Linked DNA regions of Homo sapiens: region 2 is linked to region 1. A link is a loop called in an ENCODE intact Hi-C map of the cell type or tissue named here. Cell type or tissue: chondrocyte. All regions are shown on one strand. Links, peaks and the distances in the headings refer to the core of each region. The heading gives the core; the rest is flanking DNA. Region 1 overlaps LOC100506532 (a long non-coding RNA gene). Region 2 overlaps LOC105376311 (a long non-coding RNA gene).

The links. A loop is a pair of places that touch in the nucleus more often than their neighbours do. Peaks named below come from ENCODE experiments on the same cell type or tissue, not always from the same donor. Only the 100,000 strongest peaks of a DNase experiment are listed, where the experiment ranks them.
Region 2: it touches region 1 in a loop (2.1-fold over the local background); 5 of 110 quality-filtered maps call a loop at or near these places.

What each region holds. Positions count from the first base shown.
Region 1 is chr9:134,536,774-134,552,379 of GRCh38, reverse strand. It overlaps LOC100506532 (a long non-coding RNA gene), which reads right to left. Exons shown (of 3, transcript NR_188441.1): 3 at 7,117-7,460. Among named protein-coding and RNA genes, the nearest start is that of COL5A1, 97 kb to the left of the region's middle. RefSeq lists enhancers at 6,360-7,125, 13,047-13,679. In chondrocyte, for the core only: no CTCF peak of the experiment used is centred there; a DNase peak (open chromatin) is centred at 7,729.
Region 2 is chr9:134,466,291-134,481,896 of GRCh38, reverse strand. It overlaps LOC105376311 (a long non-coding RNA gene), which reads right to left. Exons shown (of 5, transcript XR_007061841.1): 2 at 2,855-3,014; 3 at 1,936-2,104. Among named protein-coding and RNA genes, the nearest start is that of MIR4669, 95 kb to the right of the region's middle. RefSeq lists an enhancer at 5,855-6,356. In chondrocyte, for the core only: a CTCF peak has its summit at 6,469; no DNase peak of the experiment used is centred there.

The sequences.
Region 1 (15,606 bases), core at 6,194-8,693:
CGTCTGAACTCTGATTCCTCCCCAGATGGCTTCCTCCCTCGTTCCCCCTCTAGCGGGTCTGGGCCAAGCCCCGTGGCTAAGGAACATCACAGGCCGTCGCTAGGAAGGGCACCGCGGCGGGTCGGCCGGAAGGCTCTGGCGGCAGCGCGCGTGCTTGGAAAGGGAAGTCCTCCTGCAGAAAGGCGCGGGCTGGGGCTTGGGGCCTGTCCCACCGAACCAGGCTCAGTGGCCACAACTATGCCATGAGCACATTTTTAGACTGTGAGTCAACTGCTAATAGAGTGATTTTTATAATCACCCCAGAAGGAAGGCTGATTTATAGCTCTTCTCGATGGAGCAGAGTCAGCAGGAGGTGGGTCTGAAATAGACTTGGGGTGGGGGGTGGGGGAAGGATCCCTCCTAGACCAGCCACTGGCCGGCGTGAAACAAGGCAGAGAAGGCTGCACAAACCTCTCGGCCCCTTGTCCACGGGGAGTCTGGGCTCCCTGAGATGAAGAGCAAGACCAAGTTTGCTGTCCTATCAATCAGGACACTGAATTAGATCCCCTAGGGCTGGCTTATATTACTGTCACTTCAGCATTTAGTTACAAGGGAAAATAAATCAATCGCAGAAATCATTGTCTGTGCTTCTATCCTATGCCAAGCCGTATGGATTTTGGGAGATGAAGAAGACCAACCTTTTGTGCAGGAAGGGGGCCACATGCAGGAAAAAGAAAGTTCCAGATGTAAACACATAATGGTCTGTGGGTCTCATCTGAGCCTGTTGAGCTTGAACTCAGTGGAGAGTTGTCCCGTCAGACCAGCCTGTTTGTGTGTCGACGGCTGCGAGGGATGCGCGCACGCCTGGACCGTTCAACCAGCGGCTGACGCGGCGGAGGCTCTGCAGCCTTTGCCCTCTGCCCCCTCCAGGTGGAAGGCCGGCTCCCTCACCTGCGGAGGATGCCAGGTCATGGCAGGGCTTCTGCAGGGCGGCTCCCAGGACCACTGGGGTCTCTACTTGGGAAAAGGGGCCATGGGCAGGGAGCCAAGACCCGAAAACTCAGCGACTCAGCCTTTTGCTTCTCCAGGACGGGGTCCTCCAGCACAGAGGACCCCTTCGATTCCACCCTCACACGCAGTTGACAACCAGCTCTGCCCCGCAGCTGCGGCCCTGGGGAACAGAGCGGCCCCAGCTCTAAACTGAAGGTGGGTGTGACGTCTCCCACACGGAGGATGTAAAGCGGGACAGGTGTGAAGAGGCGGAGAGATGCAGGTGCTGAAGCACCATCCAGTCCAAGGACAGCAAAGAGCCAGTGTCCACCTGGCCCCCTTCCCTCCTGTTCTCACAACACACGTTGCTGGTCAGCCCTCCCTCCTGTCAATTTTGGGCTGCTCCTCAGAGTCCTTCTCAACACAGCCCTCTGGGCCACCACGTGGAATTGGTGAGGATCATTTATGAAACAAGTTCTCCGTTTCTCTACATTATAAATAAAACTGAAACTCAGAGGGGCAAGGACCTGCCTGAGACCACTCAGAGTTGGAGCAAAGCAGACACGTGGCCGCAGTTGTCCAGAACACCCAGGAGAGGGGGCCGAAGGAGGTGTCCGGGGAGGCGGGAACACCTGAATGACACAGTGCCAGATGGGACAGGGGCTGCAGGGGCATCACTAAGGACACATGTGCTTGTTGAGTGAGTGAAGGATAAACATGAAGTCAACAAGACGTGGGGTGGGAGGTGGCACAGGAGCTGAGAAGGTGGAGTGGAAAAACAAACAGAGATGACAATCGACGGCCTGCAATGAAGGTTATTGTCATTAGGAAGCAAGTCTTTTATGATGGTGGGAAAAGAATATGCATTGGCTCGGCACTTGAAATGAATATTCCCATTTTATAACCAGCAAGACCCAAAGAAAGGGGATTGGTCGGAAACACCATAGAGCTGTTCCTCCGGGAGGCCCCCAGGGAAAGCAAGAGGGTCCCAGGCACAGCCACCACTGCCAGGGATGACCTTCAGAGAGAGGCCTCAGCCGCCACCACCCAGCCTCCACCACCCAGCCTTCTCCACCCAGCCTTCTCCACCCAGCCTCCACCACCCAGCCTCCACCACCCAGCCTCCACCACCCAGCCTTCTCCACCCAGCCTCCACCACCCAGCCTTCTCCACCCAGCCTCCACCACCCAGCCTCCACCACCCAGCCGCCACCACCCAGCCGCCACCACCCAGCCGCCACCACCCACCACCCAGCCTCCACCACCCAGCCGCCACCACCCAGCCTCCACCACCCAGCCTTCTCCACCCAGCCTTCTCCACCCAGCCTCCACCACCCAGCCTCCACCACCCAGCCTCCTCCACCCAGCCTCCACCACCCAGCCTTCTCCACCCAGCCTCCACCACCCAGCCTTCGCCACCCAGCCTCCACCACCCAGCCTTCTCCACCCAGCCTCCACCACCCAGCCTTCTCCACCCAGCATCCACCACCCAGCCTCCACCACCCAGCCTTCTCCACCCAGCCTCCACCACCCAGCCTGCAGCTGAAAACAAAACAGGTTGTGCCCTTCAGCAAGGGTGAGAGAGCCCAGTGAAAATGTCACTTTCCCTCAGATGGCTGCCTCGGTGGCTCTGTCTTACTGACTGTGTGTGCCGCATGTTTCTTTTATTTCAGCTGATGTGGGGTAACGGGGCCCTGCCTTCTCCCACAAACCCCCTGCCAGGACTCTGGAGGCAAACTGTCCCCAAAAGAAATGGTATGAGGCACCCTCAGCTCCTCCAGTGACCCATGGCCTGCTCCCTCCACAACATCCCCACCCCCAGCCTCAGGCTGGCACAGAGGGACAACCACGGCTGCGTAGACTCCCAGACGGATGCTCACGATGTTAGGGGCGGCCTGGCCCTGTGCCCACCTGAGGGTTCCCGGAATTCCAGCTGCCTGAGAAAGTCGGTGAGAGCCCAAGAAGGTGTTCTGGCACCCTGGATCTCCCGGATCTCCCGCTTCCCGAGGGGCCCGGAGAGAACAGACTTATGGAAGCATGGATTCTACGGATAGCCAGAGTCAGAGATGGTCTGGGTGCCAGCCACAGAAGGTACTGAAGCCAGAAGGGAAACACAACTGTCCACATACGGTAGTCAGTGCGGTTAAGAAGGAGGATTCCTGAGTCGGACATACCTGGGCTCAAACGGCTCTGCCACATCCTAAGTGCGTGGCCTTGGGGAGGGGCCTAACCTGACTCACCTGAGCCTCCTCATCGGTGGAGATGACACCTATGAGACGGGATAGCAGTGAGGTTGAAACACAGTAACACACGTGTTTAATCACACACATGCATATACACACACGCAGGCACACACACAAGCATGCGCACACTGCTTGGCACAGAAAGTGAGATATACTCAGTGCTGGGCTAGTACATGTTTAACAATCTTAGCTCTCTGGGGTAAACAAAATCCTAGAAAACAGACCCACTTTGTAGCACGCGCCGAGTCGACTTCCCCGGGGCAGATACTCCAAACCCTGGCTCTGCGCGCGATGTCCCTGAGCGGGCCTGGGAGGAGGTGAGAGTTACCCGCACGCCACCGGCTGCGCTGGTCCCAGCACAGGGCTGCTCCACCCAGAAGCTGCTGGCCTGACGGGTGACAGAGGGGCCTTTTGACCAGGCTGCAAGACTCTGACTTGGAGACAGGCCGCTGGAGGGTGAGTGCTATGGTTTGAACGTGTGCGTCCCCCCAGCATTTACATGTTGGAGCCTAAGGCCCAATGTGATAGTATTAAAGGGTGGGGCCCTTCAGAGGCGATTGAGTTATAAGGGCTGCAGCCCCATGAATGGGATCAGTGTCCTTATAAAAGGGCTCAAGGGACCTAGCTAGACCCCTTTTTGCCTTCCTGCCTTCCACCATGTGAGGACATAGTACGTGTCCCCTCCGGAGGATGCAGCATTCAAGGCACTGTCTTGGAGTGAGAGACCAGGCCCTCCCCAGACACCGAACCTTCCTTCGCCTCCTTGATCTTGAACTTCCCAGCCTCCAGTACTGTCAGCAATAATGTCTGCTGCCCCCAGATGACCCAGCCTGAGACGTTTTGTTGCAGTAGCAGACATAGACTGCCAGCGAGGATGGGGCCCCTCTCCAGAACGGCAGACACCCGTCCCTGACCATCTAATGGCCTTGTGCACCCAGAGGGTAGAATACACCAGTCTAAGAGCCAAGGGAAGGGAGAGGGGAGGTCCCACTCACCACACCCCTGTGATTGGGTGAGGGAGCTCATCTTCCTGTCTTCATAACGTCGGGCCCAGTGAGCCCAGGAGTCCAGTTTCTCCTAAGGCATTGCTGTCCCCAGAGACACAGGAAGAGTCCCCTCCAGTTTCCCTTGACTGCCTCTTGCTCACTGTGGGCTCCTCACGCCAACAGACCAGCAGCGTAAGAAGGAGATGGTCACTGAAGCGGGAAATTGGCCTCTTAGCCGGAGTCACTGGGCCTGCTCCTCGTGGGGGGGTGGGGTGCTGCTGCCACACAACAGGGGAGGGAAGAACACAGTTTCAACTCTGCGCACACCCCTAAGCATGTGTGAGGGTGACAGGACAGATGCAAGAGCTGGTTGGAGAAGGGCCTGGTGACCGGGGCACTGACCTGAGGGGCAAGGGTGGGGGTCACCCAGCTTAAGGCCAGACCAGCAGAGGCAACAGGCGGGGGTGAAGGGAATTGAGAATGGGTGGCTGAGGGGAGAAATGACGAGGCTGGCTGCAACCGGGCGAGGGTGGAGGGTGCCGTGGTTTATCCCATAACCCTTCTGTTACCTTTCCCCAGAAAAACAGATCAGCCGAAGCTCTCGCAGAGTAACTGAGTGTTCGAGGAAGTGAGGAGGCTGCAGCAAATGTTCTCGTGTGCCCAAGATGCCACCCTCAAGACCAAGGCTGTCACTCCAGGCGGGCCTGGAGCTGCCGGCGGATCACAGCAGAGTCTCTGCCAGCTGCCCTGCACCCAAGGGAGCTGCACTGTGTGAGGTCACGCCCGCTCCCAGGCCCAGCCACATCTCAGGACAAACCGCATGGGAGTCGGTCCGGAGGCTCAGCCCGCTTACCTCAACGCAGGACAACTCCAAAGGGAATCCCAGCTCCAGAGCCGTCCACAGGACGGGCTGACGCCCGAGTTCACGACCGCGTCACCACTCAACTCCTCCCTCCGCCCTGTGCTGCACCCCTCACGCCCTTTTAGGTGTTGGTCCCAAAAGCGTTTCCCCAAAACCACCCATACATAATTCTCTATTTCCAAGGACTCCAGAGAGCCCGTCTTAAGACACTTTGGTTGCAAGACCCCAAACCAACATGAATGGTGCCCCTAGCCAGGTGTAATGGGAGAGAAGGCCCGTGGTGGAGGCCTCGGCTCTGTCTGTCATAACTGGAAGAAGAGGGTGGTGGCTGCCAGGTGCTTTGCCAGGTCCCGCTTACCACCCTGGGGCATTGGAGGAGTCACCCGTTGCTGCCCATCTCAGCAGACAGGGGCAGGTGTCCCCGGAGCATCGCCCCTCAGGGCAGGGCTGTGAGTTTTCACTCCACGGAGGCTCAGGCCATTCCCAGCAAGAGGAGGCCATGTCCGCGTGGCACATTCTAACATATGGTGAGTGTGATTGTAATCAGTTGTCCAAAACCCATGGGGATTGACTGTTCATCGACTCCCTTTCAGGGGCTGTTGGAAGAATTAACTGCACGTCAACTAGCCGCGGAAAAAGGCTGAACTGCTTCTCAGCATGTGTGTGGAATTCTTGACTGGGATTTTCAATATGGTTCAGAGCCAAACTTTTCTTTCTTTCGGAAAACATCTGAGAGTCTGCTGAAAGCCAGTGAGAAAGTAATCCCATGTACACATTCTCGGCAAGCCTCAGGCTGAAACGGCTCTCACATGTGGACTCGAGCCTGCCTGGATACAGACGGGTTGGAGACGGATCTGCTCAAAGGCGGCTCAGCAGGAGTGAGAAACCAGTCCTTCCTGAGCTTTCTGCAGCCCCCCGGGAGCCCACTGAGGAGGCTCAGAGGCTGCTCTGGGACAGGGAGCAGCCAAGGTGGGACGCAGGGCAGTGGGCAGGCTTCCCCGGGCAGCAACGCCAGCACCCCTGCTTCCAGCATCCCCATCTCAGTCCCCTTCACATGCAGGACTTCCCCCAAGTGATTAATGTGACAAAGGGGCCCTGTGGCTAAGGAAACACCAAGGCACAGGACGGTCACGTAAACGACAGCCACGCTTCGGCAAGGTCCCCACTGGAAATACGGAAGCGAGACAGCGCGTCTGCAGCCACGTGTCCGTCGGGTACCGAGCCACCCAGTTCCATGCTGGGACCACATGGATGGGGAGGGGACACCGTGGCCACCCCCTAGGCATTGCTCAGTCATTCTTGTACAGCGTACAATCGCCCGTTTATAGGAAGAATGCTGACCATATATTCTGGTTTTCCATGCGCAATACTTCACTAGGAAAGAATGCAGAACTCACCAGAAGGAGCACACGCTGCAGTTTTCCCCATCAACCAAACCTCTTCCCAGGGATTGGGAAATAGGATGGCGGGGCTCTCCTGCCCTTCCGGCGCCTGGAGAAGGCACAGGTGGCCCCAGCAGGGTCCTAGACAGACAAGGGTCCCAGAGATCAAACCATAGGGTCTTCCTGCCTGAGACAGGGACATTTGACAAGGCAGCTGTGAGTTTGGAACCTGTAACCAGGGCACGGCGCCTCGGCACTCCACTCACCCTGCAGAATGAAATCTCAACCCAGGATGGACGGTGGAGGGAGTGCTGCCTCTCACCGGCGAGGGCACAGCCTCACCCAGCCACAGGGCTCCCTGTGTGACACAGGCTGAGCTCTGGGTCTCGGGAGAAGGCACACACACGCTTGCAACGTGAGGTTTCCTTGCAACACAAAGTTCAGATTTAGGAGGGGAAAGATGAGTTTCAGATGCTAAAACTAGTCTTTGGGGACTTTTCAAGGATAAGAGATGGCCTGCTTCTGGGCCGGCCTTTGGGAAAGGTTTTCATTCTCAATTTCCACCCTGACCGATGCTGCGTCGTGTTGTTGATATGTGAAACGTGGTCTGTGATGTCCTGAGGCCTGGAAATCCAGATGTTCCCCAGTTCAGACTTCACAACTCAGGAAAGTGAATCTTAGTGAAATACACATTGGAGCTTTTAAGAACTGTTTTTAAGGAGACATGTAAGAAAACGTGACTCAGTGAATGATCACAAAGTTTGCATGCAGGTGACAGACACCCAGGAGAAGAGGCACAATAGGACCGTCTCCCTGGAGGCCCTCTGTGCCCCTCTCACCCTCATTCCTTCTCCCTTCCCCAGAGTGGCCGCCGCCTGCCTGCTCACACTGCCTCCGTCACCGGGATCGCGCCGTGGGTGAATCTGGTGTCCGGCTCCTTTTGCTCCATGTGGGCAGGCTCCCCTCTGTTGCTGGGCCTGGCTCTTCATTCACTCCCATTGCTTATGAGCACATGGATGCTTTTTAAAAGGAGAAAAGAAAATTAGCCTGTTGTTGTTTGAAGGCAACAATCCTGCCCTGTCCAGCTGAGAACATCTGCTAGGAGAGCTTGGGCTGTGCCGTGCGGGGAACCGTGGGAAGCAGGGTAGGTGGGTGTCTGTCAGGGGAGGGGAACCAGGGATTAGGTCAGACAAGAGGCGGAACAGGGAGACAGGCAGGACCAACACCATCTCGGGGGCTTGGCCAGACCGGCCACTCATCTCTGCCAAGTCAGATGCCTCCAAGGAGCCGAACCCTAGAGAAAGCTGCAGGGCCGGGAGCCTCTGGGACGGGAGGACCCCACCTCCAGGGCAGCCCACTCTGGGGTGGGACAATGGCCTCCTTTGCTGCCCCATGGACGATGAATGGCACCCATGTATGACTCATGCCGCTGGTATTTTCTGGCTGATTCCAGTGAGCCGAAGGAAGGAACCTTAGTTACTAAAGGCTGCTCTCACTGCAAGCCAGCGGCTCCCTGCAGCTGGTGAAAGTGGGCGCCGCAGGATAGCGCAGCCCTACCCCTTGCACTTCTCCGGATTTTACTTTTCTTTTAATACTATGAGGATGAAAGGACGAAAGCTAGTCTAGGATTGAAAACATCGGCCAGGCACGGTGGCTCACGCCTGTAATCCCAGCTCTTTAGGAGGCCAAGGTGGGCAGATCACCTGAGGTCAGGAGTTTGAAACCAGCCTGGCCAATATGGTGAGACCCCTGTCTCTACTAAAAATACAAAAATTAGCCAGGCACAGTGGCACACGCCTGTAATCCCAGATACTTGGGAGGCCGAGGCAGGAGAATTGCTTGAACCCAGGAGGTGGAGGTTGCAGTGAGCCGAGATCACACCATTGCACTCCAGCGTGGGTGACAAAGGGAGACCCTATCTCAAAAAACAAACAAACAAACAAAAAACAAAACAAAAAAATGAACAGAAAACATGACACCCCCTCCTGGCACTTCAAACACCCCTACGACATCTGTGTCCCCTGCCCAAGTCCTGTCCTGCACAGAGAGGGTGGAGAATCCACATGTGAGGCATGAAGAAGCCACACAGGCTTAGCGAGGAGGGGCAGCCATGCCCGACCCACAGAGGCTATTGGCTCAAAATCCTTCCACGATAATCAGCTGCTTTCCCACCAAGAAACAAAAGCCTGGAGCACGTGCAAAGGAAGAAGAGAGCTCAGCTGTAAAATGCCAAGACGTTCAAAATAACTACGGATGTTTAACAAGAAATGCACAGGCCTACGTGAAGAAATGTTAGAAACTCTATTAAGTAACCTAAGACAAAAATGGAAAAAAGAGGAAATTCCTGGTGCATAGGAGACTCATTAAAGGTAAAACTGGGCCAGGCACAGTGGCTCACGCCTGTAATCCCAGCACTTTGGGAGGCCGAGGCGGGCAGATCACTTGAGGTCAGGAGTTCGAAACAAGCCTGGCCAATATGGAGAAACCCCGTCTCTACTAAAAATACAAATATTAGCTGGGCATGGTGGTGCACACCTGTAGTCCCAGCTACTCGGGAGGCTGAGGCAGGAAGAATCTCTTGAACCCAGGAGGTGGAGGTTGCAGTGAGCCAAGATTGTGCCACTGTATTGCAGCCTGGGCAAACGAGTGAGACTCTATCTCAAAAAAAAAAAAAAAAAAAAGGTAAAACTGCCATTTTCTCCTAAAATTATCTACAAGTTGAATTCAATCCTGCTAATTAAAATACCTCTAGTAGTATTCTCTGCAGCGCTGGAGGGGGGTGCTTAACAGATGATTTTTATTTCAAATAAAATAATTAATTTACAAGGACAGACCAGAAATTTCTGATCCTGTAATGAAGTTGCCTAAGTAGCCGTTTGTGGTATCAAGGCCACCTTGGTACTGGAGCCATCGATGGGACAGAGCAGAGTCCAGAAATTAGTCCAGAGAGACATGTGGAATCTTAGATTCTGATAAACTGAAGATAGAAGACAGACTGTCCCATAAAGCGTGGGGAGGCAAATGCCTTGACATTCGGAGAAACAAACCTGAAGGAAGAATGGAATTCTTACCTCCCTCCTTACCCCAAAACAAATTCCAGAAGGAGAGAGTTTAAAACATGAAAAATGACACATAAAAAAGTAGGAAAAGGCCATGTGTGGATTTAAAATACAATCCTGGAGCATGAACGATTCTAGATGGCACCAAAAAGGTGATGTCAAAATGTCTATGGATTGGAGTACATGAAACGTGAAGGTTCTGTATAGCGCACACACACACATATGTGTATACACATCTGTATAACACATGTATGCTACATGTATGCATGTGTGAATGTGTGTATACATACACACACATGTGTAAGCATCTCACATATTATTCAAATACAATGACAACCTGGACAAAAAGAAAAATTGCTGCAGGATAGAGCAAGGCTTCAATTCCATAACATACAAGAGCTTGTACAAATCAGTGGGAGAAACAGACAGTGGACAGGAAGCAGACAATTCAAAGGAAGGGAAAACAACTAGGCTATGTGTATTGCGAGACGCAAACCCAATTGATATGGCTTGGCTGTGTCCCCACCTAAATCTCACCTCGATATCCCCATGTGTCAAGGTAAAGATAACGAATCACGGAGGCAGTTTCCCCCATACTATTCTTGTAGTGGTGAATAAATCTCACAAGATCTGATGGTTTTATAAATGGGAGTTCCCCTGCACAGGCTCTCTCTCTTGCCTGCTGCCATGTAAGACATGACGTTGCTCCTCCTTTGCCTTCTGCCATGACTGTGAGGCCTCCCCAGCCATGTGGAATTGTGAGTCCATTAAACCTCTTTCCTGTATAAATTACCCAGTCTTGGGCATGTCTTTATCAGCAGTGTGAGAACACACTAAAACACCAACTTGAATTATTTTTGACCCATTCTCCTGGCAACAGTTAAGAAGTTTTCAATACCTGGCATTGGTGTACTGGAGAAGAGGTGACCCTCGTGCTCTGGTGTGATGCCACGGGGGCGCTGGCTGCCGGGCCAGTGTGGTCACAAATCGGTATCTAAACTGCGTATACCCTGCACCCTCAGCATTAGAATCTCTACGGCAGTGGATTTCATCTTTATTTCATCTTTTTACGGAGTCAGCCAAGATGTACCCAGGAGAATGGCCACCACCCCGTTGCTTAAAACACGCGATGTTGCTCAGACACTTAGGGCTCGAACAGTGAGCAATGCTCCAGGTCCTCTGGGAACATTAACTTGATCCTCACAGCCACCTGTGAAGTAGGTACCCTCCTCATCCTCATGACACAGACGAGGAAACAGAGGCACAGAGAGGTTCAATAACTGCCCAAGGTCACACAGCAGTCCCGCCTTCTCGCCAGTCGTCGTGGGGCACAGTGAAGGAGGGGTGTGAGCCTCGTGATACAGAGCCTGGCGTGCAGTGTGTGTCCAATCCCTGCCTAGTGCTGCTGTCATCATGGTGGGCACAGGGTGCTCTGGGTAGTGGTTCGTTTCTTGAAAGGACTTAGATCTCCCTCCCAAAAAGTTTGAGGTTGATCCTGCTTCGCTAAGCACTCTAACAGCAAATTGTAGGGTGGACCCGATGCGGGGTTGCAGTGCTGTAACCACCAGGCGGATCTGATGACTCTGCTGTGTCCTGAGACCGTCGCTGTCCCAGGAGGATGCCGCAGGCAGATCCCAGCATCCCGAAAAGGATCATTAATACACGATTGCCCAGGGGCTCCGTGGATTCCAGACGAGGGGCCTTTTCCTCCCCTGCAAAGCCGCAGCCCCTCTGGACTGTTGAGCCTAAGGCCGCGTTGGCCAGGCGGCCTGTGACAAGTGTGACCCTCCTCCCCTGCACGGAACATTGCTCTCCAACGAGGCCAGGGGGGCTACAGACCGCACTCGGCCATTTCCAGGAAGTGATTTGAAGCCAGCCGTAAAAGTTGGGAGTGTTCCCCCTCCTCTGGGTTCCGGCTCTGGAACTGGTCCAGACCAGCTCCCCACACCCTTGGCGGAGGTTCAGGAGGATTTTTCCCTCTCGTTGAACCAGAGAATCAATAGGGGGATTGTCCCACAGTTGAGAAGGTAGGTCCCGGGGTCGCTGAAACGATGACTCTGGTGCCTCCCCAGGCAGCGTGGAGGTCACTCTGGAGGTCAGGGCCTGGGGATGTCATGGCCTCAGCCCCCAGCAGCTACAAAGAAGGCAGGAGTAGATGCCTCACACATCCATGGTTTTGGGTTTTCTCACCCAGGAAGTTCCAGGTTCCTTCCCTGGTGCCAGCCTTGGACCATCCACAGGGCCCTCAAGCACATGGGAAGGGGGTGTCTCCAGGGGCCACTCTGGAGGCCTCCACAGGAGTGTCCAGGCCCAAAGCCTCAGGGCCCTGGGGCTCTGTCTCCTAACAACTGCTTCACCCTTCCCACTGCCAGGTGGGACCCTCCTCTCAGGAGAGACCCACAGCCAACTCCAGGGAGCCAGCAAGTGTGTGTTTGCAGCATGGGGGTGGGAAGGCCGCTCCCTTGATAAGGAAATAACTGTCTGTAGTTATTCCCGGCGCAGCCAAGACCATCTTGTGCATTGACATTGACCACCCCTCTAGAAACACAACCTCGAAGTCGGTGAGAGATGGTGGCGTAGGAGCGTGTCAGCCTTTCAGGGGACGCCTGCACTCGGCCATTCACTCCCCAAGTCACCTTAGAAAGCTCCCTTCCCACCCAGTCCTCAGTTTCCCTAACTGACCAGGTCTCATGGTTCCTTCCAGCTGCACCTTCTGGGCTCCCCCAGGTCTCTTGGGGCATCTCTGTGGGGTGTCCAGGTAAGGTGCTCAGAGGACAGCTGGCCACGGCAGGACCATGGGGTGACAGTGAAGTTCCCTGTGGGACAGGGAGGAGGTAGGACACGCGAGCAGATGGGCTGGGTAGGGAGGTGGAAGAGGGGGACGTCCATGAAAGGGCTGGGAAAGCGTCCGAGGTCGGGGCCTCCTTGGCCTGGCACACAGTGCTGAGCAAAGGGCAGGGGAGGGCACCCAGGCAGCACCCCCAAGCTGAGGTGCCCCCAGGAGAGGTCCCAGAAGAAGCCCAGCACTCCCGGAGGAGGAAAGCACACCCCTGGCCCCAGCCTCAGGACCAAGTCCCCAACAACAGTTCCCATCCTTCTCCCTCGGCCACAGCTGGGCAGCAGCTGTTTGTGTCTGAAATCTTCCCCTCTCCCCCCACATCCTTTGCTTAGAGTGCTTTTTGCTCCAGTTGAAATTTTGTTCCAAATGGTAAATATTTTATTTCCATCTGCACGCCTCCCATACAGATGACTTTAACACAATATGGAAAATACCTTTCGCTCCTCAGTTCAGCCCAGGAGTTGAGATGAGTTCTCTGTGTGGACAGAGGGCACGCTTTTGGCAAAACATCCCACCTTCCTCTGGATCATGATAAGCCCAGGGAATGCGCTTGCCCGCTCCTGCCCTCCAGGGCCTACTTTTGGGCTTGTGAGATGCCATGATTCGGGCAGGGAAGCAGCATCCACGCGTGGGTTTTATTCTAGTCCTGTCTGCCCGGCGTTGGCATGCACCTCTGAAACTCCTGAACCGAGTGGAGCACAGTGGACAGGAGTCTGGACAAGCTGGCTGGGCTGCTTTGGGAAAGTCACCTCCCCTCTCTGATCCTCGGTTTTTCCTTCCGTAAACTGGAGGTGAACGCAACAGAGCCCATTCCACAGATTCTTGCAAGGACAGAATAAAATTGTGCTTATGAAATGCTTAGCCCACTGCTAAGTCTGTTACAATGGCAGCCACTATAAATATGGAATCTTAGAAATGTAGTCCACCCCGCTTCAGCTCACTGACGGAGAAGTGGTGCCAAAACCGTGCTGGCTGATTTGCATTTAGCGACTTGGATTACAAATGAAGCAATGGCTGTGGGGCCCGGGAGGGGCCTTGGCACATCAGAGCAACCCCAACAGTGCATCAGCACCGCATGCCCCACATGCATGGAAAGGCCAGCCCCTGTGGATGTCCCTGTCCTAGGAGAATGAATCCAGGGACCAAGTGACGGCCTCTCTATCCACCCCAGCGTGGCGCATGCTCAGGGCCCTGGTACCCAGAGGCCTTTTGTGGGTTCATTTCCAAATAGAAGGCTCTGCTGAGCGGCGGGTTGATGGCAGCAACAGGGTCGGGGAGGGGGCTGCTCCGCACCTCACCCCTGGGCCCACTGGTCCTTTAAGAAAGTTCACATCCGAGAACAGCTGCCTCATAAATTCGGTTTTCATTAATTTCCTGGAAGATGATGTTTTAATTTCCACATGGTCAGCCTTGGGAGACCTGGGGAAGGAAGGCCGAGTGCAGAGTGGGTCCTCTGCAGTACCTGGCACCCTTGTTTTTATGGATTCCCACACTTTCTGTTTAATCATCTCCAGCTTACAATTCTGGCACCCAAGGGGACAGGAGCAAGCCGATGGAAAAACCCCGATTGCTTTCTTGGAGTGAGAACCCAGCTTAGAGCAGCTCTAAGAGTCACAAAGGGGGAAGAACTCAGAACCCCACAAAGGACAGCCAGGCCCCTCCAAGGGCTGGACATCGCTTCCCTCCTCTGAACGTCCGTCCCAGGGAGAAGGTCGCTGCCGTCCACGTGGCACAGGGAGGAGGAACCTTCAAACATGCAGCAACAATGCTGTGTTTGGAGGGAGACAGACTCTGCCCAACTCCAAAAGTTCGTAGTTTTTTTTATTTTCTTCAGGTTTCCACAAAACCTCCAATAAACAATAAGCTAGCAGGGTCACTTTTAGTGTGAGGCCCGGGGTGTGGACGGGGATGAGGTCATGCGGCCTGGGCTGCTGGGATCCTGGACACAAAGAGAGCTGCCTGGTGCAGTCCCACACGAGCAGAGTGCGGAGGCTGCTGCATCTCGGCGGGCGTCAGGCTGTGGGGGCAGCCGGCCGGGCAGGGCGACAGAGGTTGAGGGCTCTAAGCTCTTCCTTTACTTTAAGATGTTGCCTCCAGCCAAAGTGCAGGTGACCCCTAGCTAGTAGCCCAGGGACCTGAGTCTCTCTGGACAGATCGACAGATCATGAGGCCTGGTGGTAAGGTGCACAGACTCCCAGCCAGACCCCCAGACCCCAACTGACCGTGTGACCTTGGTGAGGTTGCCTATCCTCCCTGCCTCGGTTTCCTCATCTGTAAAGTGAGATTCACAAGACCATTCCCCCTATGGGGTTGCCATACCGATTCAATGAGCTAAACTCTGTAGTGTTCAGAAAGGGTCATGGCATGTGGTAAGTCCTTCCGAGGTGCTGGCAAAATTCAGCAAATGCACCAGAGGCTCAGCCAGGAGGAAGAGAGTGCCCTGGCCCTGTAGGAGACCAGAGACCCTGCTTATTTCAGACACAAGGAAACTGAGACCCAGGGGCCTTTTGGGCCTGTCCAGTTGCCCAGCTGGTTGGCCTGAGACCTGCTCTATGGAGAGGGTGGCCCCCACTACTCCTGCTCCAGCACGTGCTCTGCTCCTGGAAGATGGGAGGGGGCACATAGCCCCCACTCAGGGTCTGCCCCTGCCTGGCCCTGCCTGCCCTCCCCAGGCACCCTGGGGCTTGGAGCTGTACCGGCCTCTGGGTGCTTTACAGACCCTACGGCCTCCTGGGTCTGCACGCCCCAGCTTTGAACCCTGCTCTAAGCAGTGCCTTGACCTGCCCCACCTGGGACAGCCTCATCCATGTCCCCAGACCCACCCAGCTCTGTAGGGGCCACATTCCAGATTGAGAGGCTGAGCCCTAGCTTCAAGGGCTCGGAGTCAGCTCGTTCAAGCCAGCACCGCCGGCACCCCCTGCGGATCCTGCCCCCGCTGATCCTGGCCCCACCGATTCTGCCCCTGCTGCACCCGTGCCACTCTCATGCTCCAAAATGGCTTGTTTTCGTTGTTCACTTTGGGGTTCTTTGGGGCACGTTTTTAAGTACAAAATATTTCCCAAAAATATAGAGCAGCACTGTCCAGTGGAACTTTCCCGATGATGGGCACGTCCTATATCGGCCCTGTCCCATTCGGTAGCCACTGGCCACTTGAAATGGGGCCACTGTGCCTCTGGACCTGCATCTAAAGTCCATCTTTTTAAATTCACCTGCATTGAAACAGCCAAGTACGGACCGTGGCTTCCACATTGCACAGCACAGGTTTAG
Region 2 (15,606 bases), core at 4,953-7,452, 69 kb after region 1:
GAGCTGAGATGACCTCCGGCCAACAGCCTGCAAGAGATGGAGGCCCTCAGCCCCACAACCACAAGGAAGCAGATTCTGCCAATGACCACGAGCACTGGGGAGGGATCCCTCCCAGACAGGTCTGCAGATGAGACCGAAGATGCAACCGACACCCGTGATGGCTGCCTCTGAGACCCTGAAGATGAAGACCCTGCTAAGCTGTGCCCGACCCCAGAAAACTGAGATAATAAACGTGTGTTGTTTTAAGCCAATCACTTTGCGGTAATGTTGTCATACGGCACTAAGTAACTAACAGGTAATTTAGTACCTGGAAGTGGGGGGCTGCCATAAGGAATACCTAGAAGTGTTGGGGCAGCTTTGGAACTGGACAGGGGCAGAGGGTGATTTGGGAGACTGTGGTAGAGAAAGCCTAATTTGCTTTGAGCAAACTGTTGGTGGAAATCTGAGCTTTCAGATGACTGCCAGAGGCCGGGCGTAGTGGCTCACAGCTGTAATCCCAGTATTTTGGGAGGCCGAGGCAGGCGAATCACCTGAGGTGGGGAGTTCGAGACTAGCCTGGACGACATGGAGAAACCGCTACTAAAAATACAAAAATTAGCCAGGCGTGGTGGTGCACACCTGTAATCCCAGCTGACGGGGAGGCTGAGGCAGGAGAATCACTTGAACCCAGGAGGCAGCCAGACGTGGTGGCGCACACCTGTAATCCCAGCTGACGGGGAGGCTGAGGCAGGAGAATCACTTGAACCCAGGAGGCAGCCAGGCGTGGTGGCGCACACCTGTAATCCCAGCTGACGGGGAGGCTGAGGCAGGAGAATCACTTGAACCCAGGAGGCAGCCAGGCGTGGTGGCGCACACCTGTAATCCCAGCTGACGGGGAGGCTGAGGCAGGAGAATCACTTGAACCCAGGAGGCAGCCAGGCGTGGTGGCGCACACCTGTAATCCCAGCTGACGGGGAGGCTGAGGCAGGAGAATCACTTGAACCCAGGAGGCAGCCAGGCGTGGTGGCGCACACCTGTAATCCCAGCTGATGGGGAGGCTGAGGCAGGAGAATCATTTGAACCCAGGAGGCAGCCAGGCGTGGTGGTGCACACCTGTAATCCCAGCTGACGGGGAGGCTGAGGCAGGAGAATCACTTGAACCCAGTAGGCAGAGGTTGCAGTGAGCTGAGATCACGCCACTGCACTCCAGCCAGGGCAACAGAATGAGACTTCATCTCAAAAATAATAATAATAATAATTTTGAAAAAGATCACTGCCAGAGAGGACTCGGAAGCAAGCAAGGACAACGTCACTGAAAACCGGAGGGAGGGAGATGCTTGCAAAGTCGTTAAGAGCAAGTTCAGCAAAATCGTCACCTGCAGGTATGCGGCAAGGAGGATGGGTTGAGACTGGGCTGGGCTACTGAGCTAAAGAGGCTTCCCTGAAAAGTATGGGAGGTACTGTTTGGTTTCTTTTTGCTGCTTACAGTACAAAGCAAGAAGAAAGAGATATATTGAGGACAGAACTGTTAAAAAAAAAAAAAAAAAAGGAACAAGGACTTGATGATTTTGAAAATTCTCAGCCCCTCTCAGTGGTAAATGGTGCTGAAATTAAGAAACGCAGAAGCACAGGTGGGGCCACGGGGTGTCTGCTGCGCTCCTGGCTCCTTCTGCCAGTGCTCCTGGCTCTGCTGCCACACACAGCGGCTCCTCTGCTCTCCTGGGCTTCCCCCTCTCCTGCTTTCTCATGGGCATGCCCCAGACTGTTCCGGGCCACACTTTTTTCTCTGCTTACATGTTAATGACCAAGGGATGACCTTCAAATTCATGGTATCTAATACTGTCAGCTTCAGGTAGCAATATACACCTAAACAAAATCTCATGGTCGCAATCACTAGGAGTTTATTTTTCTTACCCCACAGTCCTGAGATAAGTGGCTGCTGGTAATGATTCTCACCTCGGTGTCACCGCAGCTGCGTCTCTGTGACTCTGGTGGTCTTTTGTCCCTGCTTGTTACCCACACTCACGAGTTGGCTGCTGTGTTCCCAGCCAGGACATCCACATTCAAGATGGGGAAGAGCAGGGGAGACAGAGAAATGTCTTCTGAGCAGCCGGGAAAGTATGGCCTGGTGGAAAACCTGAGATTGTGACTGCAGAAACTTCTGCTAAAATTCAGAAAAACCAGATGCTAAAAGTACCAGGTCACACAAACAAACAGTCCTGTAAGGAGATAAAGACTGGCCTCATGGATGTTCTCAATGGAACCAGAGAACCTCTAGGGAGCTTGAAGGCATGCTAGGAGACGCTCTCACTCATGGGCTGTGATGAAGACAGTGCCATGAGGGAGAGGCCTAGGGGCAGCCTTCAGCCTCCAGCCAGCAAGAAACTGGAGCCCTCGGTGTGACAGCCCACAAGGACCTCAGACCTCCTGACAGCCACGGGAGCTTGAAAGCAGACTCTTCCCCAGCTGAGCCTCCAGATGAGACCCCGGCTCTGGCCAACACCTTGGCTGCAGCCTTGCAGAGGCCCCAGTCAGGTCATGCCCAGGCTCTTGCCCCACAGAAACTATGGGGTAATAACTGTGTGTTGCTCTCAGCTGCTCAGTTTGGGCCACAGTCATGCAGCACTAGGTACTAGACCCACTGCAGGGCAGCCACACACTTGGTAGCAATAGTGGAGAGATGATTTATATACTGAAGCATTTTAGATAAAATAATTTCTGCAATTTAAAGGACTGCACTGTAAAGTACAAAACACTAGTCACATATTGGAGCGCACCGTGGCTCCCAAGACCCATTGGCAAGAGAGAGGGGCCCAAACCCCAAAACACACTCAGGCCCCCGGATTTCTGAGCCATTTGTGATTTGGGAACCTACCTTGGCTCAAGTGGGATACGTTGCCCCTTTCTTTTTCCAAGTTTCCAGACCGCCAAAAGATTCTTAAGCTCAGTTCTCCAATGGCTGCGAGTCAATGGGGCCGTTACATTTGCTTAGCCAGGGTCACGAATCAGGAAGCTTTAGCATCGTTCCTGGCTCTCTGAAACCATTTGGTAGAGAACTAGTTAGAGAAGCATTAAGGCATTTGGACCTGTCTTCTTCTGCTCAGGTGCCCATAACAAATACCACAGACTGGAGGGCTTAAGCAACAGACATCTATTCCTAGGAAGTACAAGATCAGGGTGCTGGCCAATTGGTTTCCAATGAGGGCCCTCTCCCTGCCTCATGTCCACACATAGTGGGGAGAGAGAGAAAGAAGAGGGAGTCCTCTCATCTCTTCCTATAAGGACATTGATCCTATGGGATCAGGGCCCCATCCTTATGCCCTCTTTTAATCACCTCCAGAAAGCCCTCATCTCCAAGCACAGTGACACCAGGAGCTGGGACTTCAACATATGAAGGCAGGGGGAGTACACAGTTCAGTCCGTAACAGACCCCCTGGCCATCTGCAGAGGAGGTTAGAGGCCTCTCCCTCGGCCACGGACAAACATATGGGTCCTGGGCTTTCTCTTGTTTCTGTCAACTATAGAGAGAGTGGCCAAAACACTGCCCAGAATGTTTTCCATCACACACGAGCATACACACAAGAGCAATGGATATTTGAGAACAAAGGAGTCCACCAGGAAACAGATTCGGAGTGACTGGGTCCAAGGAAGAAGGACAGGTCTCCCCAGGGATGGACCACATGAGCGTCGTGTCCTAGAGAGGCCACCAGACTCAGCCAGGACAGACCTCATTGGACAGACGGGGTGAGGATGGTGCCTCCAGCCCAGACACCACGTGACCGCTCGTCCTTCTCAGTCCAGCCACTGCACTACTCGGTCACGCCATTGCCAAGGTGAGTCAGAGCCTAGCAAGGAGGCCCACCTAGCCCGGCAGACAGATCTCCCCCATGGGAGCCCCGTGCAGGTCAGCGCGGGTGTCTCCCACCCAGTAGTTCCTCCCGAAATCACATTTTATTGCTGCTTTATACAATGACTAAAAGGTCACTACTCCTGCCAACCCATGAGCAAACTAAAACAAGAAGCTTTTCCCTCCTTCACAAGTCTGAAAGGGCATCCAAGGTCTCGTCAGCTGTGCCCGGCTCCCTCCGGGTCTCAGCATGCCAAGCAGCCCGGCACATGGGCACACCCGAAGAAGGACCTTCCACCCCACCTCACACCGCCAGGGACAGCAGGACCTCGCGGAGGGGTGGTTCTGCTCATCCATCTGCCCCTCAGCAGCTCATCTGGTAAGCCCTGGCCCCTGGAGGCTTAGAGAATCCCAGCTGGAGTTGCTGTGGGTGCAGGAGCCTGCGGAAGGCGCCGGCTGCAAGTGCCAGGTGTTTCCTTGGTGGCAGAGCTGGCAGGAGCTTGGTGAGAATGACCAGGCTGTGCATGCATCCAGCCCCTCTCTGGGAAAATCATCAGCCTGGCACACAGTTGGTGCTCAAAATAGAAATGGCTAAGCCATTCCCAGACATGGCTACAGTGGCAAACAAAATAGACGTCGCAACCTGCTGCATTGAGCAGCTGCCCACGGGAGGACAGACCAGAAACAGGGCTCCAGCCCCACTGAGTTCCATCCCCGTCCACCACATGGCTGCTGGCCGGTCCTTGGAAAAGCCCCTTTCACACCGTCTGACCTCAGTTTCAATACCTATAAAATGAGAGTGTGGGGCCCGCCTTCCCAAGAGTGATCGGTCCGGCCTCTCCATAGGACCTGCTGTGGTTGGCACAGGGACGGCTGCCCTGGTTTCCCTTCAGGAGGGACCTGTCACCCGGCCCCGGGGAGTGGCTAGCACACAGCCTCCAGCTGGCAGCTCCTCCGCACCCTAGGTCATGCCCCTTCCCACGCTCTGTAGGTGAGCCACGGCCGTGTGCCGCAGGACACCAACAGGCAGGACGCAGTGAGGTGCAGGACACTTTTCTGGGGGTCCCCAGAGGGCTGGACTAGGCCTTATGAGGCCTGCACCACTATGCAGCCGCCTTTTCCACCCAATCTGGCTTCTTCTTTCCCTTCTGTCTTAGTCCATTTGAGCCACGATAAAAGAAAACTACCCCCAGACCGGGCAATTTATAAAGAACAGAAATGTATTTATCACCATCTGGAGGCTGGGAGGGCTGAGCTCAAGGCTCCATGAAGTCCTCTGGCCAGCAGTCTCTAGAACACCCCAGAGAAGGCAACTCGGGAGCGCTGGGTGGGTGAAGTGGCTACAGCAGCCCTTCCCAGCGGTGCCAGGCTCCGTGTGGCCTCTCATCCACCTATTGATAGGCAGGGAAACAGGCTCAGGCCGACTTGGCCACACTGGAACCCAGACCCTCAGCCATCCAACACTAAAGCCTGTATCTTAACCCACACAGCTTGTGGATACCCGTCTCAGGGCCACCTTGCTCTTCACAAAGATGGGCAAACTGAGGCCTAGAGTGAAGGACTGAGGCTTAGAGTGAGGAACTGAGACCTAGAGTGAGGAACTGGGGCCTAGAGTGAGGAACTGGCGCCTAGAGTGAAGGACTGAGGCTTAGAGTGAGGAACTGGGGTCTAGAGTGAGGAACTGGGGCCTAGAGTGAGGAACTGGGACCTAGAATGAGGAACTGGGGCCTAGAGTGAGGAACTGGGGCCTAGAGTGAGGAACTGGGGCCTAGAGTGAGGAACTGGGGCCTAGAGTGAGGAACTGAGGCCTAGAGTGAGGAACTGGGGCCTAGAGTGAGGAACTGGGACCTAGAATGAGGAACTGGGGCCTAGAGTGAGGAACTGGCGCCTAGAGTGAGGAACTGGGGCCTAGAGTGAGGAACTGGGGCCTAGAGTGAGGAACTGGCGCCTAGAGTGAGGAACTGGGGCCTAGAGTGAGGAACTGGGGCCTAGAGTGAGGAACTGGGGCCTAGAGTGAGGAACTGAGGCCTAGAGTGAGGAACTGGGGCCTAGAGTGAGGAACTGGGGCCTAGAGTGAGGAACTGGCGCCTAGAGTGAGGATGCGACGAGCAAGCCCTGGTGCCAGTTGCAGGTCCGGGGTCTCCAGCTCTGAGGGCAGAATGCACTAATGCTCAGTGTCAGAGAAGCTCTGGGGGCTCTAGGGATTTCCAGGGAACCCTCTTGGAATGTGTCGGGGCTGGAATGGTGGCTGTCCTGGCTGCAGCCCCAAACCCAGGCTCTCTGCAAACCCACACAGGCTCTGGGCTTTGGGACGAGCAGAGTGGGGAGCGGCTTGTGCAGGCTGAAGTTGGAGCCAAGCAGAGAGGCCAGTGGGAGGGGGACCCCACCAGGGCCCCAGCACAGCCCCCACCCCATCCTGGCTGGGGGCTCACTGAGCAGCGACTGCCAGGCCAGAGCTGCCTTCCTTCCTAAAGCCTGGGGCCCCGCCTCCCGGGACACGGCCCAGAAAAGGAGGAGGAAAAGTTCATTTCCTGAACACGCCTGGAGAAAGAAGTGTGCAGCCTGTCCACGTGGCAGAGTTTGCAGATGCCACCGGCCTCCCGCAGGCTCAGGGTGGAGAGACATCCTGCGTGGAGTGCAGCGCCCCTTCTCGTCCGGGTCCCTCCTCCTTCCCCGGGGATCTGCTCCTTCCCCGAACCCCTCCTGCTTCCCCGGGAATCTGCTCCTCGTTCTCTCAAGACAGCAGGGCAGCGGGGTCCTAAGGTGCCGATCAGGGTCAGGGGGTGCCCACCAGGCCTCTCCAGGCAGCAGGAACCCACCCAGCCCCCTGAGGCCCAGGCAAGGCTTTCTGGCGGCAGCCAAACCCACACTTTGTCAGCTTCCTCCACCTGCTCAGTGAGCCCAGGCCCCAGGGAAACAGCTGAGAACAAAATACATAACGTCTCTGCAAAGGGACATCCCCCAGCACCCGGAGGAAGGATGCATCGAGCAGAAGCCAGATCGGTGTAGAGCCATGGGTGGGCACCGTCCCCTCGAGCCCTCTGAGAAGGCTCCAGCCAGAGGCAGGTGCAAGGGCAAAGCCAACTGCCACGAGGCCCAGGCAGTTGCACCTGGACAGAGGGGCTCCTGGGGTGTGGGAGGGAGTGAGGCAGGGGCTAGGGATGGAGCAGGGGCTGGCTTGGGGCCTCCTCTTATCCCGTTAGTGGCAAGACACACTCCACGGCTCCGCCTCGGGGACACCTGACTGCTGCGGGGAGAGCGGGCATGCCATCCACTCAGCAAACACACACTGAGCCCCAGCTGTGCGCCTCACCCTGGGGCTGGGGGCTCATCTTCAGCAGGCCCAGGTCTCAGCGGGGGCAAGTACATCAGCCAATAGCCCCCTCCAGGGAGGTTCCATCGGGGCCAGGGCCTGGAGGGTCACCAAGCTCATTCTCGAAGAGTCTCAGAGTGAGAGTGGCAGGCAAGCCCTCTGCCTCCGGGTTCCGCTGTCAGGACACAGGAAGATGCTCATGGGCCAGCATGGCCTTAGATGCCAGCTCTGCACAGCACGGGCATTTTTCTGCCCCATTTTGGCCTTCATTCAGCAAGTGCCCTCCTCGCCCCCAAACGTGAGGCACTCTCTGGGGAAGCCCACCACGATGGAGCACCCAGGAGGCTACTCTCGGAAGATTCCGGGGCAACCCCAGAGCCCCTACATCCCGTGGGATCCGCAAGCCTGCACGGCTTGGGCTGCTCCAGCCAGGGGAGGCTGTGGGAATCGAGCCTTTTGGAGGAGTCATGGGACTCCACAGGGGTCAGCAGAGGAGCTAGACTTCACCCTAGGGACAGTGAGGGAGGCCTGGTGGCCACGCTCAGGACACACTATCTTACAGGAAGAGGCAAGTCCTCACCCGGCCCTTTCTGCTCTCTGCCCTCCCAGCCCACTCTGCTGCAGTCACCCTGGCCCCCCTGGTGATTGTCCAAAATAAATACAAAAGTCCTAACAGCTTCGTTGACTGGGGCTGGCTCACACACCCGTGCACCGTGTGTGTGACTCACATCAACCCAAAGCGGGGAGATAGCCACCCCTACAAGCCCCCCAAGTCACCAGTTCCAGGGGCCCCCCAGGCGCCAGCCCAGGTCAGCTGACAGCAGGGCGAGCCTCCAGCCTCCACGCCACACTCCGGCACACAGACTGGGCCACCCGGAGCCTAATGTTTTCAGGATGAACGCAAGTCAGCCAGAGGACCTCAGAGCTTCTCTGCAAAAGCCAGAGAGGTTCCAGCATGGAACGACCTCACCAGAACAGGCACGGAGACGTCGGAGACTCCGGATGGAGGGCAGTCCAGGCAGGCTTCCTGGAACAGGTGTGGGACAGGCCTGTGGGCTGGGAAGAGGAGGTGGAAGTGAGAAAGGAAGGGAGGCAGAGCCATCCACATCAGCAGGAGCACCTCCCAGCCTGCCTTGCCTCCGAACCTCCAGGCCAGGACTTCTTCCAGCACACGTGAGGCTGCCCATCCAGCGGCTTCTCCCATCAAGGCAGTGGCAGGGGTAGCCCGAGGGCCAGGCCAGGTGAGGGAGCCCACAGCCCTGTGCTAGGGCGGTTCCAAGAAGCCAAAGTGAGTGATCACGGTCTCTGCAGCCAGCGCCACTGAGGCTCATCTGTGCAGGATTCCCAGAGAACATCATTCAATTCCAGACTTAATTGGCATTAAATTGGACATTCTAGTAGAATAGGTTGAGTTCCAAATCGTCATTATGCAAAACATCCACTGCAGCTGATGGGACCGTATGAGCCAACAGAAGTCCATTTGAATAAGAAGACAGCAACTTAGGGCCAGGCATCTTCCAGGAGGGGGACTGGGCCTCCCAGGGGACACGGAAAATGGGACGCTGTGCACCTTGGCCAGGGCTGTGGCGCTGTGAGGGTCAGCTTCCTCTGTAGGCCCCCTCTGAACCTCTGGTTGGAAGCTGGAGCCCTAGCTCTGTGTCCCTCCCGCCTGGGGAGGGGTGTACTTATCCACTCGCCAGCCCCCTGGAGATGGGGGTGAAGTTGAGAGTCCAAGCCGGAGTCCCACCGTGCTGTGACCCGGGGTGTGAGACTCAACACTGGGGCCTCACCTGGGAGAGGGTGGACCTGCCACCTCCTCCACGCCCAAGGGAGAAGGAGCCAGGAGCCCAGGGCCATGCATACACAGGAGGCACTCAGGGAACGTGGAAGTGGCATCTGTAGTGAGCCCGGCCCTGGCCATGATCAGGGACTCTTCGGACCCTCAAAGGGGGAAGGCCAGGCCTCAGACCACCCAGGCTTTCCTTGGGAAAAACTGAGAGTGGAGGGGCCCTGGGAGTGGGGTGGGCCAGGGCCCCCAGGGCTCCAAATTGCCAGCGGGGAACTGGGGCTCCCAGAGGCGCAGAGCGACCTGCCCCGGGCGAGTAGCTCCAAAGGGGCAGGGCCAGGCCACCCCTGCCCCACCAAGGCAGGCACTGAGACTCAGATGGCTCCTCCAAGCCCAAGGCCTGCAACACCACCAAGGAAGGCGTCTCCACCCCAGCCAGCCTCCCACCTCTGACTGACCTCTGGGGCTGCAGGGGCCAGGTCCCCGCCCAGAAAGCCTCTCCTGCCCACTACTGTCAGCAACTCCAGGGCTGGGGCAGCCACCCACAGGGCTCATGCCCAGTCTGGCTCCCACCCCTCAGGGACAGCCAGGCAGGAGGCTAGAGGATTCTGCCAAAGCTCCCTGCAGCCAGCCGGAGGGCCAAGCACAGCCAAGACCTCTGCACCGCCCCACCACTAATGAAGAGCGGGTCTGAGCAGTCATCGGGGTGAGCAAGGCTACAGACCAACAGGCTGTGTCCCCACTGTCCCAAAGAGACCACACTCAGGAGGGGCTGAGCTCAAGAAGACCTGAATCACAGAAGGACAAGTTCAGGAGGACCCAGGCTCAGGAGGACCCAGGCTCAGGAGGACCCAGGCTCAGGAAGGTCCCAGGCTCAGAAAGACCCAGGCTCAGGAGGACCAAGGCTCAGGAGCACCCCAGCTCAGGAGGACCTTGACTCAGAAGGACCCAGGCTCAGGAGGACCCTGACTCAGGAGGGTCCCAGGCTCAGGAGGACCCCAGGCTCAGGAGGACCCCAGGCTCAGGAGGACCCTGACTCAGGAGGACCCAAGCTTAGGAGGACCCAGGCTCAGGAGGACCCTAGCTCAGGAGGACCATGACTCAGAAGGACCGAGGCTCAGGAAGACCCAGGCTCAGGAGGACCCCCAACTCAGGAGGGCCCCAACTCAGGAGGGCCCCAGGCTCAGGAGGATTCCAGGCTCAGGAAGAGCCAAGCTCAGGACTATTCAGGTTCAGGAGGGTCCCAGGCTGAAGAGGATCCCAGGCTCAGGAGGACCCCGACTCAGGAGGACCCAGGCTCAGGAGGACCCCAGGCTCAGGAGGACTCAGGCTCAGGAGGATCCCAGGATCAGGAGGACCCAGGCTCAGTAGGACCCAGGTTCAGGAGGGCCACAGGCTCAGGAGGACACAGGCTCAGGAGGACCCTGACTTAGGAGGGCCTCAGGTTCAGGAGGACACAGGCTCAGGAGGACCCCGACTTAGGAGGGCCTCAGGCTCAGGAGGACCCCAGGCTCAGGAGGACCCCAGACTCAGGAGGGCCCCGGGCTCAGGAGGACCCCAGGCTCAGGAGTTACCAGGCTCAGGATGACCCAGGTTTAGGAGTTCCCAGGCTTAGGAGGACCCAGGCTCAGGAGGACCCCAACTCAGGAGGACCCTGACTCAGGAGGACTCAGCTTCAGGAGGACCCAGGCTCAGGAGGACCCAGGCTCAGGAGGATCCTGACTTAGGAGGGCCCAGGCTCAGGAGGACCCAGGCTCAGGAGGACCCCAGGTTCAGGAGGACCCAGGCTCAGGAGGACCCTGACTCAGGAGGGCCCCAGGCTCAGGAGGACCCAGGCTCAGGAGGACCCCAGACTTAGGAGGACCCAGGATCAGAAGGACCCTGACTCAGGAAGACCCCAGGCTCAGAAGTTTCCAGGCTCAGAAGGACCCATGCTCAGGAGGACCCAGGCTCAGGAGGACCCCAGTTCAGGAGGACCCTGACATGGAAGGACCCAGGCTCAGGAGGACTCTCACTTAGGAGGGTCCCAGGCTCAGGAGAACCCCAGGCTCAAGAGGACCCCAACTCAGGAGGACCCTGACTCAGGAGGACCCCAGGTTCAGGAGTTCCCAGGCTCAGGAGGTCCCAGGCTCAGGAGGACCCTGACTCAGGAGGGCCCAGGCTCAGGAGTTTCCAGGCTCTGGAGGACTCCAGTTCAGGAGGACCCTGACACAGAAGGACTGAGGCTCAGGAGGACCCTTACTCAGGAGGGTCCCAGGCTCAGGAGGACCTGGGCTCAGGAGGGACCCAGGCTCAGAAAGACCCCAACTCAGGAGGACCCTGATTCAGGAGGGCCCAGCTTCAGGAGGACCCAGGCTCAGGAGTTGCCAGGCTCAGGAGGACCCCAGTTCAGGAGGACCCTGACACAGAAGGACCCAGGCTCAGGAGGACTCTGACTTAGGAGGGTCCCAGGCTCAGGAGGACCCCAACTCAGGAGGACCCTGACTCAGGAGGACCCCAGGCTCAGGAGGACCCAGGCTCAGGAGGACCCCAGGCTCAGGAGGACTCAGGCTCAGGAGGACCCCAGGCTCAGGAGGGCCCCAGGCTCAGGAGGACACAGGCTCAGGAGGACCCCAGACTTAGGAGGACCCAGGATCAGAAGGACCCTGACTCAGGAAGACCCCAGGCTCAGAAGTTCCCAGGCTCAGGAGGACCCATGCTCAGGAGGACCCAGGCTCAGGAGGACCCCAGGCTCAGGAGGACTCAGGCTCAGGAGGACCCCAGGCTCAGGAGGGCCCCAGGCTCAGGAGGACCCAGGCTCAGGAGGACCCCAGACTTAGGAGGACCCAGGATCAGAAGGACCCTGACTCAGGAAGACCCGAGGCTCAGAAGTTCCCAGGCTCAGGAGGACCCATGCTCAGGAGGACCCAGGCTCAGGAGGACCCATGCTCAGGAGGACCCAGGCTCAGGAGGACCCCAGTTCAGGAGGACCCTGACATGGAAGGACCCAGGCTCAGGAGGAACCCAGGCTCAGGAGGATCCAGGCTCAGGAGGACCCTGACTTAGGAGGGCCCCAGGCTCAGGAGGACCCAGGCTCAGGAGGATCCCAGGCTTAGGAGGACCCAGGCTCAGGAGGACCCCGGCTCGTGAGAACCCAGGCTCAGGAGGGTCTTGTAGTTGGTTTAATGCTTTGTTGTTGCCCTCTTAAAATTCTTAGTTATTTCCATCTGGAATGTGGGACCTCTGTTTTCTCTTTGCAGAGGCTCTACACATTCTGTAGCCGATCCAGCTCCCAGCCCCCACGCTGGGTGGGTCAGAATCCTCATTTCCTACCCCAGCACTGTGGCTGCCCATCTGTGAAATGGGTTTAGTGCCCACTTCCTAGGGTGGCCTGGGGTGGCGAGAGAAACAGAGACAGAGTTTTGACTTCCTGGGGTGGGTGGTGAGGGGTGGGGGACAGGGAGAGAAGAGACAGGGAGGGCAGGCAGGGCAGGGACAGGCCCCTGCCTCAGTCTAAAGTCTCTCACTCTTTTTCCTGTGGCCGCCCTCTTCACTCCCTCCTGGCCAGTCCTCAACCCTCCCCAACAAGCCAGGAAGACTCGGCATGAATCCCGTGGAAAAGAAGTGGCTGCACATTTTCCGAGATGTTTTAAACATTGTTTTGGCAAGACGGCGGCTCCTCCACGGCCCAAGTCACCCTGACATAAAACAAGCCTGACCAAAGCCAGGGCCCCAGCCCGCCGGCCTCCTCCGGCCAGCCAAGGTCTGGCTGCCATGCACTCATCACCTTCCCAGCCCTGCCCCTCCCAGATGCCGGGCACACCGGGCGGGGGAGGCCGGCCTGCCTCTTCAAACGGCCTCTTTTTAAAGCCAAGGAATGCCTCTTGATGCGTTTGTTTCTGTGGTTGCTAACCAGCAGCATCGCATGGTCTGGGAGGCCAGCAGGACACCCGGGTGACTGGTTTCATGCTCTGCACAAACTGGGCCAAGAAGGGGCTCCAGTCAACTAGCGTAGCCCCCCGTGGTGCAGGGGGAGAAACTGAGGCCCAGAGACAGGGGAGGAGGTTGCCAGGGTCCCAGATCAAGTGGCCATACTATGGGTGCATTCTGGGTCTTGCCTCTGAGAGGCAGGTCCCCGTGCTAGCCTGGCAAGGCTGCACAGGCATCGGGTTCCTGAGGGAGCATGCGTGTTGGGGGGAACGCAGGCAGCCTGTCTCCCCCACCTTATTTCTTGCCCCGTTGCATCAACCCTGTGCAGCGAGGGATAACATTGCCTCTACTTTACAGACATAAAACCAAGGCTTGGAGAGGTGAGGTGACCTGCTCATCACAGGCTGCCCCAGGTGGAACTGGGATTCCATGGGGTTGGTGTCTGGAGCTGGATCAGGCCCAGCCTCGTGGGCAGTCCCGCCCTGCAAATGGACAGGCCTTTGAGGTGGGTGCAGAGGTCCCAGCCTCCGCCTGCAGGGCCCTAGGGTCCTGGGATGGATGTAGCAGCCTGGCCTCATATCCTGCTGGGGCACTCGGGGGAAGTCGCGCCATCCCTCTAAACCCTCAGCTCCCCCACCTGTGAAGGAGGGCACGGGGCCATAAACATTAAGGACCTCATTGCTCCTAAACTACCTGGCCCAGGACCTGATTTAGGAAGAGCAACAAAAGGCAGCAGCCCCTTCTGGAAAGGAGGTAATACCTGCAAAGGGCTCGGACGTGGGAATAGGAGTCGATCATGCTGGCCAGGCTGAGACAGGACCCAGGCTGCCTGATGTGCATGGAGACAGGTCAGCCCAGCCCCACCCTGACATAAGCAGACCTCCCTCCTCCCCGAGTCTCAGGTCCCCTCAAGGGGCCAGGGGCTCCAAGAGCAGTTCCCATGGAGTGAAAGAGCTCTGCCATCTCTGATGATGCCACTGTGTCCTGCAAATTAAACTGACAAGAGGCAGATTAGGAAGAGGAAAAAAATGTTTTCATGTAGAAATGTACATGGGAGACCACAGGAAAATGGGATTCAGAGGAGTGGTTAGAATCTGGGGCTTACATATCCTCTTAGAGGTACACAAAAATCAGGGGAGAAGGAGAAGGGCACACACAGGAAAACGAATGGCTTTTTGGAAAGGTAAATGGGCCCTGAGGTGGACAGATTTGGGGTAGCGTGGCTCTGGGACCACGCCCGTATCCGTGTGCTATGGAGGTTTCTCGTCACTGACTATGATAAGAGTCCATCTTCCCTGGCCACTCCAGGGAGGGATGTACAGCAGTTGAGTTATTTCTAGTTCTTTTGGGGGGCTCTGCTTTTATTCAGATAAGGGGTTTCTGAAACTCAAATGCCTCCTGCACAAAATAATTTTATGCCCCAGCGGCGTGTTCTGAAGTCCCTTCCCCTCCCCCAGACCTTCCATCTGGCAGGTAAGCATCTCTGCTTTGTACCTAAAGAAACAAGGGCTCAGAAAGATTCAGACCTGCTCAGAGTCCCTGAGGGGGCACCATCAGCCACCCAAAGCCACCTTGCCCTGAGGCTGCACGCCCCAGAGTTTGGGAGCACAGCTGCTTGGTGCTGATAGGACAGCGCCCCAGGGGCCTCCAGGATGGCAGAGCCGCCTGGGAGCTGCTCAGGGACAGGGTCGTCCTCTGCTGATGCACCCTGGAGCGTCTGGTTGTCCCAGTGTAACTCCAGGCTGCTGGTACCGGAGTCTTCTCACTTTCCTCCCTCCCTTCTCACGGGTCCCCTCTGGGCTCTCGGCTCATGTCCCTGCATGCAGGTGGGTGTAGCAGGGTGGAGGGGTCCCTGGAATGGGGCTGGGGGAAGTAGAAAATCAAAGGCCACCCCGGAGCTCTGCTTTGCTTCCCGCCTCCCCAAGCTGGACACTTCTGCAGGGCCCAGGTCATCGGCATACTTCAGGGGCCCAGCACCAGGTGACCCCATCTCCCAAGTGCAGACCTGGAGTGGACAAGGGATCCGAGGCCAGTAGGCCCATTGGAACTGAAGCAAGGGACATGGGCAGTGGCACATGTGGCACAGAGTGGGCACTAATGGAGGGGCGGCTGGGTGAGCGGGGCAGAGGCGCGTATGGTGCAGAGTGGGCACTAATGAGGGGGCGGCTGGGTGAGCGGGGCAGAGGCGCGTGTGGCGCAGAGTGGGCACTAATGAGGGGGCGGCTGGGTGAGCGGGGCAGAGGCGCGTGTGGCGCAGAGTGGGCACTAATGAGGGGGCGGCTGGCTGAGCGGGGCAGAGGCGCGTGTGGCGCAGAGTGGGCACTAATGAGGGGGCGGCTGGGTGAGCGGGGCAGAGGCGCGTGTGGCGCAGAGTGGGCACTAATGAGGGGGCGGCTGGGTGAGCGGGGCAGAGGCGCGTGTGGCGCAGAGTGGGCACTAATGAGGGGGCGGCTGGGTGAGCGGGGCAGAGGCGCGTGTGGCGCAGAGTGGGCACTAATGAGGGGGCGGCTGGGTGAGCGGGGCAGAGGCGCGTGTGGTGCAGAGTGGGCACTAATGAGGGGGCGGCTGGGTGAGCGGGGCAGAGGCGCGTGTGGCGCAGAGTGGGCACTAATGGGGGGGAGGCTGGGTGAGCGGGGCAGAGGCGCGTGTGGTGCAGAGTGGGCACTAATGGGGGGGAGGCTGGGTGAGCGGGGCAGAGGCGCGTGTGGTGCAGAGTGGGCACTAATGGGGGGGCGGCTGGGTGAGCCGGGCAGAGGCGCGTGTGGTGCAGAG